Regions from separate parts of the Mus musculus genome. Here region 2 is linked to region 1. A link is a loop called in an ENCODE intact Hi-C map of the cell type or tissue named here. Cell type or tissue: left cerebral cortex. All regions are shown on one strand. Links, peaks and the distances in the headings refer to the core of each region. The heading gives the core; the rest is flanking DNA.

What was found. Hi-C counts contacts between places; a loop is a spot of excess contacts. Peaks named below come from ENCODE experiments on the same cell type or tissue, not always from the same donor. Only the 100,000 strongest peaks of a DNase experiment are listed, where the experiment ranks them.
Region 2: a loop joins it to region 1, with 3 times the contacts of the local background. A loop is called at or near these places in 1 of 42 quality-filtered maps.

What each region holds. Positions count from the first base shown.
Region 1 is chr6:101,888,866-101,894,255 of GRCm38, forward strand. No RefSeq gene overlaps it. Among named protein-coding and RNA genes, the nearest start is that of Gm9871, 120 kb to the left of the region's middle. In left cerebral cortex, for the core only: no CTCF peak of the experiment used is centred there; DNase peaks (open chromatin) are centred at 2,078, 2,849 and 3,097; H3K27ac peaks cover 787 bases.
Region 2 is chr6:101,992,075-101,997,464 of GRCm38, forward strand. No RefSeq gene overlaps it. Among named protein-coding and RNA genes, the nearest start is that of Gm9871, 220 kb to the left of the region's middle. In left cerebral cortex, for the core only: no CTCF peak of the experiment used is centred there; DNase peaks (open chromatin) are centred at 963 and 2,824.

The DNA of each region.
Region 1 (5,390 bases), core at 80-5,079:
TACAGATGTAGATGCTCTCAGCCAACCATCAGACTGAGCATGGGGTAGGGGACACCACTGGAAGAGTAAGGGGAAAGACTGAAGGAGCTGAAGGGGAATGCAACCCTGTAGGAAGAACAATATCAACCAACCAGAAACCCCCAGAGCTCCTGTAAGACTCCGGGAAACCTTAGCTTACTGGGGACCCCCTAAGTGAACCTCGTGGAGCCAGAATCAATGCAAAAACCAAGAGGAATTTATTGTTCCAGTGCACTGGGGTCATCTCAGACCTGAAGGAGAGGTGGCGACACCCCCGCCCCCTGCCCCAACCCCCCCCCCCCCAGCACCTCGGCAAGGTTTTTTGTTTTTGTTTTGTTTTTATATTAGATATTTTCTTCATTTACATTTCAAATGCTATACCCAAAGCCCCCTATACCTTCCCCTTGCCCTACTCCCCAACCCACCAATCCTGCTTCCTGACCCTGGCATTCCTCTCTAATGGGGCATATGATCTTCGCAAGACCAAGGGCCTCTCTTTCCTGGGGCAGAACAGAGCATCAGCAACTAGGCACAATGTGATTGGCAGAACAGTGTACCCTTTGATTGGTCTTTAGGGAATGAGGTGACAAGGACTTCCCTAGTTTGAAGGTGAGCAATGGTCAGTCCTGAGGAATATGTCCCCACCTGCAGGTTGGTTCCTGCCTGTGACCTGAGAAATGCTAATTAGCCTCTCCCTTCCAGAGTGGGTGTGGGGGGGGGTCGGGGGGAAGAGTGTTTAATGACCTTCTCAAAGTTCCTGAGCTGACCTTTTCACTCCCAAGGACTAAACCATCAACCAAAGAGGACACATGGAGGGACCCATGACTCTAGTATCATATGTTACAGAGGATTGCTTTATCTGGCATCAATGAGAGGGGAGGCCCTTGGTCCTGTGGAGGCTTGCTTGGTGCCTTAGTCTAGAGGGATGGCTCAGTGAGGTTGGAGTTGGTGGGTGGGTGGGAAGTACCCTCATAGAAGTAGTGGGGATGGGGGATGGCATGGGGGATTTGCAGAGGGGAAATTGGAAAGGGGAAACAACATTTGAAATGTAAATAAATAAAATAACCAATAAAATAAAGAATAACAAAAATTTACAAACATAACAAAAGAAAGAAAGAAAGAAAGAAAGAAAGAAAGAAAGAAAGAAAGAAAGCAAGCAAGCAAGCAAGCAGGCAGGCCCTATTAGCTCACCTACAGAATAAGGGAAACTGTCCTTTACCTGTTAAACTCAATGATTGTTTATTATAAATTTTAACTTAGTAATAAAAAAAGGACATGAGATTTTGAAGGGTAATTGTGAACTACTAATTGACCTGGCAAGCCTGGAATGTCCTAAACAAGATTTAGGGTTCTATAAGGGTCTATAATAATTGTTTCTCCTCCAACTTGAGCTTTTAATGTGTTTGGTCCCTGGCTTCCCATTAATACTCAGTGTTCAAGACTTACTTGGATAAGCTATGAAAAGCATAATTTAGGAAGAGTATGACCAACATTTAATGGTTAGTGTGATGGGAATTATGCTATTAAATATATATGTGCAACATCCAGGTATCACAAATCACCAAATAGAATACAACACAATTGAATAAGATGGGTAATTTTGTCCTTATTATATAGATGAGAGAACTGTGTACTCTGGGGGTTTGTAACTTGTCTGAGGTTGGGGAGCTCCTAATTATTGGAGTACAGTTAAGCACTCATGCTGACTACAAAGATATTCAAACTACTTTGCAAAGCTGCCTCTACTATTTTTTTAAAGACACTTCTGACTGCTCTTCCAAGATCTATTTCAAACTTAGCTAAAGAGAAAGAAAACAAAATAGTCAGTTTGTCTGGAAGTTACCTCTAAAATGAAATAATTAACTCTATTGAGTTTAATCAAACTCTATGGAGCTTAATGCAGAAATGGTTATGTTTTTCCCTTAAATATCTTCCCATATGTTCTCTTTCCTCTAGCATATGGTATTGCTGAATTTAAGATCATCTTCTTGTCCCTACTGAAAAGAAATTAAGCCTCTGGATGAATCTAAAGCCTGCCACATGGCTGCAAGTCCATTTTACTAAGATGTTGTTCCTGGTGTAGTCATCCATCCAAAACCTTAAAATCTATATTAATTGCTTCTGGGCTCTGAGTTCATCCCTTTGCCTGCTCTGACTTATGACTACCATTAGTAGACTTAATGTGATCATGGCACAGGCAGCCAAAATCCTGCCTATTAAAACACACACACACACACACAAAATAAAGTCATAGCAGGGACTGTGCAGAGGAAAGAAAGGCCCTTAAATATTATTGATGAGCTAATTAGCCAATTTTTACAAAGATGCCTGACAATTAATATACAATACAATATCATATAATATATTATATTCGTATGATTGTTTTGTTGGTAAGTGACAGCTGGGTGGTATGGAATGGACTTCTTTGTTGGTAGGGTGATAAATGGCTTAGGAATTATGAGAGCCTGGTGATTAAGGTGAAATATTATCTATCTATTTTTTCTATACTTAGAACACTCAAGGTGTTATGTGAAAGACTTTCCAGTTGAGATACAAAGCACATCTTCTTACCTCAGAAAGGGAGCCTACAACAGACCTCAAATATGGATACTGCCAAAGTCCAAGTGGGTGAACCAATTAGTTTTCTTGGGGGAATGTTGGTGATGGGTTACTTAAAGGAGCAGGAATGTATCAAAGAGAGATGAGCCATCAAAGCCAACCCCATCATGGGTGAAAACAAAAGTTGGGAACCTGAAGCACACTGAACAATGTGCAGGCAGATCAACAGATTGGAGAATTTCTTTCTTTGGGTGGGGATGGGGGTGAGGATGGGGACTCAGTTGGCTTGAGCCTTTTCCAGGTAGCTCAGTTGTCCTTTGTTTCTTCTAGGTTGGTCTGTGTTTATTTCAGGCAGTTGGGCTTCTCTGAGGGTTCCCTTTCATTGGTCTTTACAGTTTATTAACTCTTTGATAGGGAGGAGCCTTGTAAATCTAGTCAGTTTCAGGATTTTTTTTTAAAGCTATTTTGAGTTGCTTACTTTCTTTCTTAAGGAGCTTCCCTGCTGTATTTCATCTTCCTTTAGAACACTCTGTGTTTCATCCCCCTGCAAACATGTTTTAACAAGTTTCCCTCCAACATGAAATATCTCAATCTCAGAAAAAAACTGTTACACAACACAAGAAAAATAACTAACTAGATCAGTTTTTCATATATCTAGAGATACATAATGTAGGCAGAGTGTGAACTAGGTCTTCCATCTCTTTTTAAAATGTGCTTCATTGAATTTTATAGAAAATGAGAAAGAGATGAAATACTATGTCCTTTCTTCTTCTCCAATAATTCTGTTTTACATAGAATTTGTTTGTGTGCTCTATGTGGTAGAATCTAGGTTGGGAATGACTTTAGAAGTTAATATGAATACTAGTGTCAGTGGTTAATGACTACCACTGTATACTAGACACAGATGATTTTAAAGTACACCAACATGTTAAAGATTGTATGTATTACATGTGTATATACCTACATACATATAGAAATAGGACACAACATGGAAAATCAGGCAAAAATATCTAATCATGCAGTGGGACATACTTGGGTAATGTGAGGGATTTAATTTTTATCTTCAGGAGAGTTTCATGCGATGGATATTACTTTGTTCTGTGTTAATACCAATCCTTTCAGAGACCAGTGTGCTAGTGAGTGACAAAGCCAGGGTAAGAGTCTGAGATTTTAATGCCACCATCTATCATCTTTCACTCTATAAGAAGCTGCCTAGAAGGGCTCAAGGTAAACATGAATGGTGTACAAGACTTTGAAAGAGGGATCCAACTTTCAGAAAGAATGCCTGTATCAAACTAAATGATTAATTCAGATTCAAAGAAGGCTGTGGTTTTGACATGAGAAGATATAGTAAGGTCTGATTATGACCGGCATGCAATAATACATGTTTTGTGAACAAAGAGTGACATATTCTTACATGACTTCAGGAAAGACAGGACATATGCATGTGTGACACGGAAGATGAATATATAAAAAAGAAAGATTGTCATCTAACTCATTACATTTCACCTCCCTAGGGATGATATGAGCAGGTCTTACTACATTATGATCAGTGTCCAGATATGAAAATGGAATTAGATATAGTCACATCTGTGGTAAATAAGGGGAGGCAATTGCAAGCCCCAAAGATGTTTATCTGCATACCAGAGGAAGACATTCAGATTAGATCCTTACATCAGTGTTCAGAAGGATACAGTTCCCTGGTACCCTGATCTTGGAATTCTAATCAACAGGACAATTTTTAAATAAATTTCGGTTGCTAAATAAACCTGGTATACTTTAATTTAGTACAAGCAGTATATTGTGAAAATCTGCTGCCCAACTCTTCCAAGGTCCCAGCAGAAACAAACTAAGACTCTTCTATTATAGCTCAACACAACATTAGTATTTTCCAGCCATAATCTAGCCTTATCATTCACACTTGGTTCATTCGTCCATGAACAGTATTCAGTTTGCTTCCTTCATGAATGTTATCTTGGCATGTTAAAACATTCCTCAAGCCTCATCTTGAAATCCTCCTTATACCAAACAATGGACAAATCAAAGCACCTTCCTTTGTCTCTTTCTTTAAATAAATTTAATCACCCCTTTCCATGTCCATTTATCTTTACTTCATTCCAAGTGTTTCCTTTCCTTTCTTTCCTTTAAGATGCTATTTAAGATTGAACCCCTTCCTTCCATGGGTCTATTGTTTCCCCTTCTAAGAAGGATTCTGAGCTTCTGGGGCTAATATCCACTTATCAGTGAGTACATATCATGTGTGTTCTTTTGTGATTGGGTTACCTCATGGAAGGAGTTACAGAGACAAAGTTTGGAGCAGAGACTGAAGGAAAGACCATTCAGAGACTGCCCCACTTGGGGATCCATCCCATAAACAACCACCAAACCCAGACACTATGGCAGATGCCAACAAGAGCTTATCGACAGAAGCCTGATATAACTGTCTCCTGAGGGCCTCTGCCAGTGCCTGGAAAATACAGAAGTTGATGCTCACAATCATCCATTGGACGGATCACAAGGTCCCCAATGAAGGAGCTAGAGAAAGTACCCAAGGAGATAAAGGGTTTTGAAGCCCCATAGGAGGAACATCAATATGAATTAACCAGTACCCCCAGAGCTCCTTAGAACTAAAACACCAATCAAAGAAAACACATGGTGGAACTTGTGACTCTAGCTATATATGTAGCAGAGTATGGCCTAGTCGGTCATCAATTGGACGAGAGGCCCCTAGGTCCTGTGAAGGATCTATGCCACAGTATAGGGGAATACCAGGACCAGGAATGGAAGGGTTGGGGAGCAGAGGGAGGGAGGAG
Region 2 (5,390 bases), core at 331-5,330, 100 kb after region 1:
AAGGACACTTGTTTTTGACACAGCGTATACCAGGCTAGCTGGCCTGTAAGCTCCCAGGAGTTCTGTCTCCATCTTCCAAGTCACTATGAGAACCCTAAGAGTTCAGAGATACACTATTGCACCCAGGGCTGCTTGTCTCTAGAGATTCAAGTTCAAGTACTTAGGCTTGCATGACAAATGTTTACCCACTGAGCCATCTTCTTAACCCTGAACATCTGATCTTTTTTACTTCAAGAAAAACTTATAAACTTTAGGAATTATGGAAGTAAAATAACTCGAAGAGAGGCATGATGACTAAATTTAAGTTAATAAAGTAAGAGTTCGTTTTTGAGGCAATCCTGACCCAAGCAGAGGGCATGTACATCTTGTGACTGTTGAGAAGGTTTGAAGTCAATGGAAGTAAAAAAATAGATAGACCAGACACAGGTTATTAGAATTATACAAAGCCAGGCCACCACAGTCTCAGGTTTAGTGTTCTTGCTTTAAGTATATTATTTTAGAATGGATGTATAGAATTTAAGAATCTTTAAGAGCTGAGGTGGAAGTATCACCATGGAGAAATTAATGTATTGTTAGTCTTCTAAATTTACTAGCCATTGATCCAAAGCAACATTATGAGCTATGTCTAAAGAGTGATTTGTGCTGATCTCCTATGAGCAACTTGAAAGTTTGGATGGGCATTATGATACATTCACACACACACACACACACCCCTCACTGACACCCAAATGGCTGTGTTCTAGATTCTGAAGACTTGTTAGAAAAATGACATAAACTTCTGGCTTCATGGTTCTTAAATTTAAGGAGTAGAGGAGACAAAAATAATATACAAATATTGATGTATACTGGGAGTTGTGTTATGGGGAAGCAAAATAGAACATGACAAAGGGGTTGGCAGTCTGCAAAGGAGCTCTACCGCTTTCATCCTAGTTGCAGAATAGGAGGTATTTGTGAAAAGCTTGGAGGCAGATGGAGAAGCAAGCCGTGCAGATATTTCAGGACAGATTGTTCTAGAGACAAGGAACAGCTGAAGCACACATTGCTCAGAAGTTAATATAAATTTAGGTCCAAAGAACAGTGAGGCATGGAAGGTTAAGGCTCAGATGAGGTCTGAGGGGAACAACATAGTGCCCTGTGGACTTCCATAAGTGCGTTATTGTCCATCTTTACAAGACCATTAGCCTCTCTTTCACAGGCAGGGAAAGTCCTTCCAAAATTCAGAATATAACAGGATCATAGGCTAAATACTTTTTAAACTTAGAAAACAGATATTCCAATATTCGAACATGCCCATGAGAAATGGGTTATTTGGGCAGGTATTTTTATTTTTATTTATTTTTATTTTTTTCCATTTTTTATTAGGTATTTAGCTCATTTACATTTCCAATGCTATACCAAAAGTCCCCCATACCCACCCACCCCCACTCTCCTACCCACCCACTCCCCCTTTTTGGCCCTGGCATTCCCCTGTACTGGGCCATATAAAGTTTGCATGTCCAATGGGCCTCTCTTTCCAGTGATGGCCAACTAGGCCATCTTTTGATACATATGCAGCTAGAGTCAAGAGCTCCGGGGTACTGGTTAGTTCATAATGTTGTTCCACCTATAGGGTTGCAGATCCCTTTAGCTCCTTGGCTACTTTCTCTAGCTCCTCCATTGGGAGCCCTGTGATCCATCCATTAGCTGACTGTGAGCATCCACTTCTGTGTTTGCTAGGCCCCGGCATAGTCTCACAAGAGACAGCTACATCTGGGTCCTTTCAATAAAATCTTGCTAGTGTATGCAATGGTGTCAGCGTTTGGATGCTGATTATGGGGTGGATCCCTGGATATGGCAGTCTCTACATGGTCCATCCTTTCATCCCAGCTCCAAACTTTGTCTCTGTAACTCCTTCCATGGGTGTTTTGTTCCCACTTCTAAGGAGGGGCATAGTGTCCACACTTCAGTCTTCATTTTTCTTGAGTTTCATGTGTTTAAGAAATTGTATCTTATATCTTGGGTATCGTAGGTTTTGAGAGAGAGAAACAATTGTTAGTTCCAATCTAACCAAATAATATGAATGAAATGTTCTTTAGATAGCTTCTTTCCACTCACCTGAAAGAGAATCTGTCTCTGCATTAGTGGCACCCTCTCTCTCTCTCTCCCCTCTTCCTAACACAGCTGCCACAAAGATTCTCTACTTTTTTCCAGATTTTTTTTCCTCAGTTCAATCACTTCATTTGACCAATGAGAAGCATTTCTTTTTTTCTGGTCCAAGCATCTATTTTCCAAAGTGGATCCACAAAAAAGGCTTGCTCATCACTCTGTATGATGAGCCTATAAAATGTTCATCCAAGGAAACAAATTTCCTAAAGCTGATTATGCTGCCAAAGAAAAGAAAATCCTGTGCATGTTGTTATTCTCTGTTGTCTAATACTTAAAAAGGATGATCTTAAATAAAATTTGCATCAGGTTTTGTGAGAGAAGGTAATTTAGGTCTTTGTTGAAGACATCTCCACCTCTTACTTCAGAAATAGATGATGTTTGGGAATCTGGGAATATCAGTAGAATGCTTGATACTAGGTGAAGGGAACACTTCATTTCTGCTTCTGAACCTAAAGCCAGAATATTCTTGAGTTATCTGTAATCTTAGCCATGCCTGGGATGAGTTAGGAAGCTCTTGTTATGGAGTACCTAGAGGGCATGTGATCTTGAAAATCTGCTTCTTCAATTTATTTAAGTAAATTAAAGTTGTGGACACAGAGAGGCATGTCACTGAGAAGGGAGCCAGAAGAGAAAGAGGTAGCTCTGAATGAAGGAGGGGACATATGAGGGGTGGAAGCCGGGCTTTGACATTTGCCTAATCCTTATCTATTTGAACAGAAAAGGAGGCCATAACATATGTCTCAGAAGCACCCACATGTTCCACCCTTGGAAAAAGTGATATCATAGGCAGGATTAACAAGCCCTCAGATCTACATTACAATAAAATCCAGGACTGCAATGCTTATGTTACCAGAGATTCCACTATCAAATCAGGATAGCAGAAAATAATAGACACACAGAGATGTCCCTATACACATTCATTCCAGAAATGCAACTGAAGTTTTCCATCCCTGTTATTCACACTTGAACATAGAATCTTGACTTCACATAAGACCAAATGCATTTATAATCTAATCTTAGCATGCATACATGAAAACCACACAGGTAGCAACTTGCCGCAGTAACACTCCAACTATGCATTAAAATAACATAGAGAAGTGTTTTTTTTTTTTTAATTTGACTGATTCAGGACATATCTCACCGTGCATATTTAAATTATTTATACCTTAGGAAATATATATCCCAAGAGATTACATTATGCAGCTAACCTCGAAGATCAGGAGCTTAAAGATAATAAGGATATTTACATTCAAAAGAGAATTGCTCTAAACTTTCATTATTATCCACCATTTGGTCTTTCCTCTCAACGAACATGTTAAAAAAATCACAGTGTATCCTAACCTACCTATAGTTAATGCTCAAATTTCTCAAGTTCTATTGATATTGATTTCAATTTGCAACAGAACTACAGTGGGCAGCAGGTCAGATAAGTCCAGGAAGGCTTCTGCTTCTCACCATCAGAAATGCAGTAGTGTTTGTTTTTAAATACTGTTAATAACTCAAGGTTATGCTTAGAATGGAATGATTTCCTCTCTCTTCTTTCTCAAATCATTACTCCACAGGGAAGATAAAGAATGTCAACTCTGCTCAACATTTCCAGGTGTGATTATTACACCTGTTTTGCAAGTTAGCTTCAGGAACTGAAAAGACTTTGATGGCAGGTGGTAACTTTTGTTGAATCAACAAGATTGACTGATCTCACTGTCGATGTTTGGTGTGTCAATCATCTGCACTCCACAATGGAAAACAGGGAAAGGAATTCTTTCCTTCCTTGGACTGCTACTCTGTGATAATAAGAACAGAGATAACCAGCTCCCTATAAGACCAGAGTCAATCTAAAATATCACATGTCCATTAGAGGAGAATAAGAAATGTCAGATTAGAAACAATTGGCTAATTTATAGTTAAGTTTATATATTAAAGAAGGGTAAAAAGACGAGAACCACCTTTATATTGAGAAACAGAAAGAGGTGTGTGTGTGTGTGTGTGTGTGTGTGTGTGTGTGTGTGTGTGTGTGTGTGTTTGGGGAAGGGGGCAGGATCCGGCTGGGAGGAGAGGGTTGAAGAAGCTGGGAGAAGTAGTATAGCAGGTCGGGGTACTGTAATCAGGATATATTATGTGGGGAAAAAAATCTAGTTTCAATAAAAGGTAAAGACTAGAAATAGCATTTCCTAAGATGCAGGAGCTTTCTTCCGTGTCACCTAGTTCATATCTCTGAGATCTTTTTAGTAACAACAATTTTCAGTAATCTTAGCTACAAGTAGTAGAAAACAACATCAAATGGGCTTAAACAGAAAAGATTAATTTATTGGTGCATGCCACTAAAATATGAGTTACTAGCTGCCTTTAGGGGGTGGTGGATCCAGATGATCTACTGATGCTGGAAGTGGTCCTCCTCCCATTCCTGGGCCCTGTTTTCAGATCATGCTACCTTAATCTTTAGTTACATTTACAACAGATGATGGTTGTGACGATTTAAAGTATGTTTCTTGCTGTAAATCTAATTACCTATCAGTTCCTAATCAATGGATTATGTCCCATAGCCACAATGATACTTCCTGGCAGGACCTAATCTTAGCACTTATCTGTTGTGCTTAGACAAGACTGACCCAAGTTATACTACATATACTTAGACATAAATTAGGGTGACAGTTTTCTAAAGGGTAATCAAAGGGTTAGCATTCGGTAAGAAAATAGGATGCTAGAGAGACAAAAACACTACTCTAAACAGAATCCTACCACAAGTGCCTTTAATATTGACACTCAATTTTATTCAGGAAGTGCAGAGCCAATGAGCCTACAGAATATTCTGTTCACCTTTGTGTTATGCCCTGGTAAAAGCTCCAAGCACATTATGTGCTGTGTCCTTTTCATTCTAAATGAACAATTTATATGATATTTGACAGAGTGAGTCCCGGGGGCAATATAATGCAGAAAGAAGAAAACTCTGGGAAAGCAGGGTAACTGTGGTCAGGAATGGCACTCACTCGGTTTCTTTTTTTTTTTTATTGTAAATTTGCTATATTGAGAAATATCTCCTTTGAATATGGCTCTGTGATAATGCATTATATATGCTCTGCATTTATCATTGATATGTAGATGACTAACCTTAGGGTTAAGTAATTCAAGCACGGACACTCAACTTTCTATGGAGAAATGTTCTTCATTGTTCCTCACCCCCCCTCGCCCCCAAATATAACACACACAGAATTGGATGAGTAAGCTCAACAGATCCTTTGTATCGT